2 separate regions of the Mus musculus genome follow, and region 1 is linked to region 2. The links are chromatin contacts, found by Hi-C or POLR2A ChIA-PET in ENCODE. All regions are on one chromosome and are shown on one strand. The core of a region is the stretch at or near the end of the contact, and the rest is flanking DNA. Distances in the headings are between cores, read along the strand shown. Region 1 holds the start of Anxa5 (annexin A5). Region 2 holds the start of Mccc1os (methylcrotonoyl-Coenzyme A carboxylase 1 (alpha), opposite strand).

What was found. Hi-C counts contacts between places; a loop is a spot of excess contacts on that map. ChIA-PET counts read pairs that join two places held with the same protein, here RNA polymerase II (POLR2A).
Region 1: a loop to region 2 is called in a map of heart, with 2.2 times the contacts of the local background. The contact joins the promoter of Anxa5 here to the promoter of Mccc1os in region 2. A Hi-C loop is called at or near these places in 2 of 37 maps with a recorded cell type or tissue (T-helper 1 cell and heart). POLR2A ChIA-PET finds 5 or more read pairs at or near these places in 1 of 5 experiments (embryonic stem cell).

The regions. Positions count from the first base shown.
Region 1 is chr3:36,474,299-36,477,836 of GRCm38, reverse strand. It overlaps Anxa5 (annexin A5), which reads left to right and starts at 1,950. Exons shown (of 13, transcript NM_009673.2): 1 at 1,950-2,264; 2 at 2,377-2,407. The coding sequence starts at 2,405. 1810062G17Rik (RIKEN cDNA 1810062G17 gene) reads right to left here and starts at 1,900. Exons shown (of 3, transcript NM_028183.1): 1 at 1,598-1,900. The coding sequence starts at 1,702. Mir7009 (microRNA 7009) reads left to right here and starts at 2,313; the gene lies at 2,313-2,376.
Region 2 is chr3:35,998,024-36,001,552 of GRCm38, reverse strand. Mccc1os (methylcrotonoyl-Coenzyme A carboxylase 1 (alpha), opposite strand) reads right to left here and starts at 1,640. Exons shown (of 3, transcript NR_029456.1): 1 at 842-1,640. Mccc1 (methylcrotonoyl-Coenzyme A carboxylase 1 (alpha)) reads left to right here and starts at 875. Exons shown (of 19, transcript NM_023644.4): 1 at 875-1,072. The coding sequence starts at 996.

The DNA of each region.
Region 1 (3,538 bases), core at 701-3,200, 480 kb before region 2:
CTTAGGCCTGGCTAGCCCTTTAAAGACCAAAGCATTCTTTCTGAAAGAGTCCTATGACATATTGTAATTATTTATCCAAGATCCACAGTCTAGTCTCCTGTTGGGAAGTTGATTAGCTTTTTTATTTTTTGTTAAATACAAATGTTTTGAATAAAAATAATGGAAGGGCATCTAATGTTATGAATCTCCAGAGTCTCTGCTTTTAAGTTCTTGGACAACACATCCACAGGCTGTTAGCATAGTGGCTCCAGACACCGTTCTGAAGATGTCATCTGGTGAATCACTCCCAGACTGATATGCTGAAAACCCAGCTTCCAAGATCATAGGATTGCTTTTAAGAAGCGTTAAATTATGGACATTCCACTTTGTGATTGGGAGTAATGCCCTGATAAAGGAGGCTTCAGAGGCCAGTGAGCATCTTGTGCCATGTGATGCTTCAGTGAGATGAGGTTCTCTGAGGAAGCCGACCCTCACCAGACCCTGAATGTGCAGAGCCTTGATCTTGAATTTTCCAGCTTCCAAACAGCTGAGAAATAAAATTCTATTGCTTGTAAGAAACCAAGTTACAGCATCTCGTGCTTTCTTTCACAGTGTGCCCTCTCCTCAGTGCTACGCTATATTTAGAATATTAAGGTAGGCCATTTTATGAATGTCTCCTAGGTGCTCAGAACACTCAATAGCATTCAGTCAGGCTTCCTTCCCTCTAGTAGGAAAGGCTTCTGAAAAGCCTTCTTGGGAAATAGTGTTCCTCTGCCCTCTCATGCATGAGCTCTGCCTTTCAACACGGAAAGTCAGCTTGCTCCTCCAGACTGGGGTCCAGGTGAATAAGCTAATTGTAATAGGATGTAAAGGCAACATTTGCTGGGGAAGATCAAAGGTCTGGGTCTAATAATTTATGTTACTCCTTGGCTGCAGGGCGGATCACTAGTCACTGCCAGCCGTAAGGCAGTTTTCCACAGCACTGTTAAACAGGCTTCTGCGGTCTTAACTCCAGAGAAGGAGGACACGGAGTTGAGTAGATGTAAGAAAAAAAAATACTTAGGTCAAAGACTGAAGGAGATGCTAGTAGAAAGAAAGTAGATAAGTGTGAGCGACTGAGAGATAGGTGGGCCTTAAAGGAATGCGGGGGCGAGGAGGCAGGGAAATGGTTGCATCGAAGTCATAACCGTACTTGAAGGGTCAAGTGAGAGGATCCCTTAGTGTAGGCAAACAAAACAAAACAAAACAAAAACCAAAGTAGTCTAGAAATTACAATTCCCTGGGAGAGGTGCTGGAATGTCTAAGGCTGTGGGAGCGGCTAGGTCCCCAGAGAAGGGGGCGCATGAACAGGAAAAGCAATAGGACAAGGGTACACAAGGGAAAATGGCAGGCTTCCCCTCCTCAGCGGCAGTTTTGTCTGCTTTTCCAGAAAACCATCAGTCTACCTATCAGGGCCAGACTCAGCATGTGGCAAGGCTCCCCCAACCCCCACCCTCGGTTAGCTTCTTCTTGCTCAAAAACCTGATTTTGATCCTTCTAGAACATCCGCGATCCTTTTGCAGCGTCTTTAGGCCTGGGGGCGGGCGGGGGGGGGGCGGGGAAGCTCCATCTTAGTCACCTTGCACCTGGGGTCTTTGAAGTTACAGGCTGAGTTTGGAAGTGAAACCATTTCCGCTCTGAGGCTTTGACACTGCCAGGTACAGCTCTTAAAAGAGCTGCCCATCAGCTACACGGACATCCAGAGGCAAACACTAGCACGAAACACTTGGAAAGCAGTCTGGAAAAGGTCCTCACTGTCCCATGCTTAGAGTGCGGTGCAAGACGCTGTGAGGTGCCGCTGTGACAGTCCCTAACTCTCTAGACACACCCAGACCCCTGGGCCTGCAGCGCCTCCAGCGTAGCGAAGAGTGAGCGAAAAGCCCCACGCAGGCGCAGGAGCATAGAGGCTAGGACGTGGCAGGGCGTGTCCTGATGGGGGCGCGGCCCGGGCTGGGACCTAATTAGGGAGGTGGCCATGGTAGGGGGGTGGCCTTGTCTGAGGAAAGTACCGTATCCAGGGATGTGGCAGCTGCCTGGGACAAGGCGGGGCTTATAGTGCAGCGTCTCTGGGGGCGGGACCCTGGTGGGTGTGTGATCTTGGCAGGGGCGTGGCGTGGCGGGGCCAGGTCGGGCTAGGCTGGGCTGCCCAGGGCGTTTCCGTTGCACGGAGTTGTGAAGAGTACTGCCTTGTCCTTTGGCGTGTGCATCGGTCCTGCTCTCACCCGCAGCCTGCGCTCTACTGCCTGGTAAGTGGCCGTAGTCCCGGGAGCGACTCCTCCACCAAGGGCTCAGGGCCCTTTTGGGGTCAGGGGACCAGAGCTCCAGTGACCCTGTCTCTCTTTTCCCCTCTCCCTGCAGCTCCAGTCCACTCCTGACCGACAGCATCATGGTAAGCCGTGTGACCGCGACCAGGGCGATCGGGACCCTCTCTGAAGGCAGCTGCCTTCGCAGTCTCTTGGTTTTCGCCTTTCCCATCTGTGTCCCGCTCTGTGTCCTCTCTGTGACCTCTTGGGTGTCCCCCTCCGTGTGCGCTCTCCTGTTTTCTCCCTCGCCCCGGAGTGTCCGGAACCAGCCGGTGTTTCTCCCCGGTGCATGTGAATCAGGCCGCCCCAAATCCAGAGTTGCCAAAATTAGATCCGGAGCAGGAACAGTTCTCTTGGTCATGTGAGGAGAACGCCCTTTGGCTTCCCCTATTTTTTTATTTTTCCCGCAGTTTCCTGTGTTTGAATACTGGGTGTGCGTGGGCAATCTCCATGGTGCTTCAGGGGAGCTTTTTCCAGCGCAAGGCGCAACTTATTTAACAGGAACCGACTGTGCCTTTTCTTTCTCTTTTTCTGCTAAAGGCAGTGAACCAAAAAGCTGGGTTTCCAAAGTAATGAACTGGCAAAACGAGTTCTGAATTGAATTTGCCTTGGGATTCTTTCAGAAGTTGACTTCCGAATAGGTTTTTGTTGTTGTCATTGTTTTAGGAGATCTCTTAGTATTTTTCAAGACTGTAGCAAAGAAAAGTTGATTTTTGTTTTGTTTTGTTTTGTTTTCCAAGCTAGGGTTCCTCTGTGTTGCCTTGGCTGGCCTCGAACTCACAGACTGCCTCTGCTGAGGGCTAGAACTAAAAGCCTTCACCACCACCGCCCAGCGTATGTAGTAATTTTTCAAAGCTGGTCATGTGAAGAAGTTATCATACCTAAAATATTCCGCCCTGAGGCAAAGTGGTTATACCTGGAATCCCACATCTTGGGAGGTAGAGGCAGGAGGATCAGGAGTGAAAGATCATCTTTGGTCATCAAGGGCCTTGGCTTTAACAGGCGGCCTCAACAAACAAAACAACAAAGCTTTCATCCTGAATGAAACTAATTTAATCTTGCCAATGTGACTGACCTGTTCAGAGTCTGGACAATCTTTTAAATAAGTGTTTCAGCCTACTCAGTGTGCCTGAAAACACACACACACACACACACACACACACACACACACACACACTCACACACTCGATCTCTCTCTTCCTCTCCCTCCCTCCCTC
Region 2 (3,529 bases), core at 391-2,890:
GGGATGGGTTCTCTTTTGCTGGCCAATGGGCCAGATAAGTAGGAACCTTCTCGAAAATACACAAGCAAGCCAATTTGTATCCAGACTTTCTAAAAGTTCGAATCTTTCAAGAAAACATCTTAGATTTTAAAGACAGGTGCAGGACTACTAGCCCAGACTGGTCTCGAACTTGGTCTGCAGGTTAGGATGGGCTTGAACTCCTGATGTTCCTGCTTCCACTTGTGTCCCCTTATTTCTAATTATTTTCTTAGTTCCTGGATTTATTTGTCCTTTGGTGTTAGTTTTCTGATTTCACTAATTTATTCCTCTTTACATTTGTTTTCCTTCTGCATTTATGTTTGTTTTTCATATCTTATTTATTTTGGTTTTTGAGGGACAGCCTCAACGTATTGCTCAGGCTGGCCTGGGACTCACTGTCTAGTCAATCCTGTCACTTACTACAATCCTTCTGCTTCAGCTTCTGGGATTGCAAATATGCGCCACTACGTCCCATTTAGTTTTTGCACTTATAACCCTTCGATTGGCTGTTTCACTTACTGTGTTTTTCTCCCCCATATGAGCTCTGCCTCAGCTGTATCAAATACCTACACATAGCTTTTACTGTGTCTTTGTTTCCTGCCACGCAGTTTCCACTGCCCCTTTTTCCTGATGTTTAGTGAGAAAGCTTGCATTTTGCTTGAGTGGTGGTTTGAGGGGCTGTGCATTTTCCTCTCATGCTCTGTGCTAAAAAAAAAAAAAAAGAAAAAAAAAAAAACCTGGCCCCGCCCCTCCAGATGGAGCCCAGCCCCTCACAGTTCACTCCCCACCCCCCAGGCACATGGTCCAATCAGCCAATCGGTACCTTGAAACACCCAGTTTTGTGATTGGCTCTTGCGGAGACGCCTACTTGCTCTTCGGAGCTACGGTGGCGGATCGGGGACAAGAAGCTTGCGCAGGGAGGGACGCTTTCAAGAATAAGCCAAGCAGCTTTTGGAATCCAGCAGAACAGCGCGGAGATGGCGGCGGCGGCGTTGTTGGCTGCGGTGGACAGGAACCAGTTGCGACGGGTCCCGATCCTGCTGCTGCAGCCGAGGTGACTCAGGGGTACTGCCGGTCCGTGCGCGGCCCGGATGCGAGGCGCTGGGTCACGTGAGAGCAGCCCTTTAAGTGCCTGTGTGTAGTTTTGGTAGGCGCTGTCCCACTTCAGTCTTTGGCTCTTCCTACAGACTCTGCCACCTTGGCTGGTTTCTGATCTGGGCACCCCGCACGGTGCTGCAACCGAAGATGGCATACGTAGCTAGAGGCTTGCACCAGGACCCCTTTCCCAAAGTCGCTTTCAGCTTAGCTCCCTCATTTTGAGTGCAGTTCAGAGAAGGATTTCTAGAGACCTTTCCCATTGCTGGGAAGAGTCAAATTAATGAGGGGTGAGTTTTGTCGAACGCTCTTGTTCACAAGTTTGAACAAAGCTGGCAGATGACTACCCCGGATCCTTTTGGAAACGAAGCTCCACGCTTTGACAACAGTGAAAACCCCAAGTCATGTAGATAGATTACTTCACCATAATCATCACCTCCTCGCATTCTGAAAAACGTACTGGCCCAAGGGCAAGAACTGCCTGCAGAAGGTTGGGTTCCCAGCTTACCTGTGACCTTGGTCGAGTTACCTAATATCCGTGCTTCAGTTTCTTCTGCTTGGAGGTGATGATACTTGTATCTAGCAGAGGTAATATAAAGACGATACTAACCCCCTCGTATGTCCAAATCAACACGTGGATAAAAATTTAAACACATCATGGTCCATTCAACAAACAGTGGTCGATGCCCTGGATTTTCGGTGAATACTAAAATGTAGGTCTTCACCCTATATTTTAAATAAGAAAGATGGTGAAAGTTGTATTAGTGCTGTTTTTCTTCCTGTGAATTTCCTTAGGTTCCCAAGAATACCACAGAGTCATTCTCCTCTCAAGGCTTAGTTATAGCTGTCATCCTGCTAATAGTTTTTAAAATTAAAACTCTTACCAGCATGAGAATTTTACCTTTTCTTTTTTCTTTCTTTTTACCAGCCATGATTCCTCTAATACCTCAGAGAAAAGAATTTGATTAGTCAGACTCTACCCATGAGAATAGCGGCTGTCTTAATTGGTGAATTATCTCCTGGCAGGCAATTTACTCGTCATGTTTAAATGTTTTGAGATGTAGCAAAAAGAGCTTTGAAAAATGGGATAGAGAAATCAGAACATTGTCAAGATAAAGGATTGCACTTAAGGAGTGTGTCTGACTGCCTGACTCAGTCTTCACTAGCTGAGAGGAAAAAAAAAAAAAAAAACATTTTAGGCTATCAGTGGTCCCAGGTTGGATACATGACAAAGCTGTGATTTCTTAGGCAGGACTGGAAAAGCCTTAAACCCTAACTTACCTGGAGAGGTCAGAGGGGAAAACAATGCTCCAAGCTGAAAAATTCCTTTAAAAGACCAGGAAAGTTAAGTTTTCCTCCTTGAAGAGCAAGAATGTGGGGTGGGCTGAATTGGAAAGATTTGTAAGAGCACCAGTCTCTGAAGAAGCCATCAAGCAGAGCTCTCCCGCCAAAGATGGATGTTTTCCCAGTTGGCTCCAGAGTGACAGCATCTGAGAAAGTGTGCCTCCCAGGATGCTAAGCCTCCGGTGTTCCTCACATGACCCTTGGGAGATACTAGTCCTGCTGGTTGCATAGTTGCATGTAAAGGGTATATGCATATTGTTGCAGTCATATAATATCTAATGTAGCCTGTGATCTTTATGCTTCATGAAGGAACTAAGCTCATAAGTCTCTATATAACCGTGGTCTTGTTTGGGAAAATTGTATACTTTAAAACCGGGCAGTATCTTCAAGATTGCCTCGTATGGAATGGGAGCTGTAGGTTAAGCACTTGGCTAGCATGTTTGTGGTCCTCTAAAACTCAAATTCATCTATTTGTAAAGCTTATTCCTTGCTGTATAAGTTTTCTCATTGGGAGGGTATTAATGAAAAAGAGATCGAGTAACCCCAATGTCAAGCGACCTGACAATGGGTAAGTGTATGTTGAAGAGTAACCAGAATAACTAGCCATAGCCTACTTTTTTTTTTCTTTTTCTTTTTCTTTTTTTTTTTTTTTTTTTTTTTTGTCTTTTGAAGCAGGATTTCTCTGTATAGCCCTGGCTGTCATAGAACTCACTCTGTAGACCAGGCTGGCCTCGAACTCAGAAATCTGCTTGCCTCTGCCTCCAGAGTGCTGGGATTAAAGGCGTGCGCCCCCACTGCCTGGCTTAAAGATTTATCTATTTTTGTTTATATTAGTACACTACAGCTGTCTTCGGACACACACTAAAAGCGTCCATCAGATCCCATTACAGATGGTTGTGAGCCACCATGTGGTTTGAATTGAACTCAGGACCTCTGGAAGAGCAGTCAGTGCTCTTAACCGCTGAGCCATCTCTCTAGCCCTGCCAACATTTCTTATTTCTATTATCTCTGTTCAACGTCCTTCCTTTGATTTCTCTGGCTTAATGTCAATACTGCCTTACCCAAGGGGTGC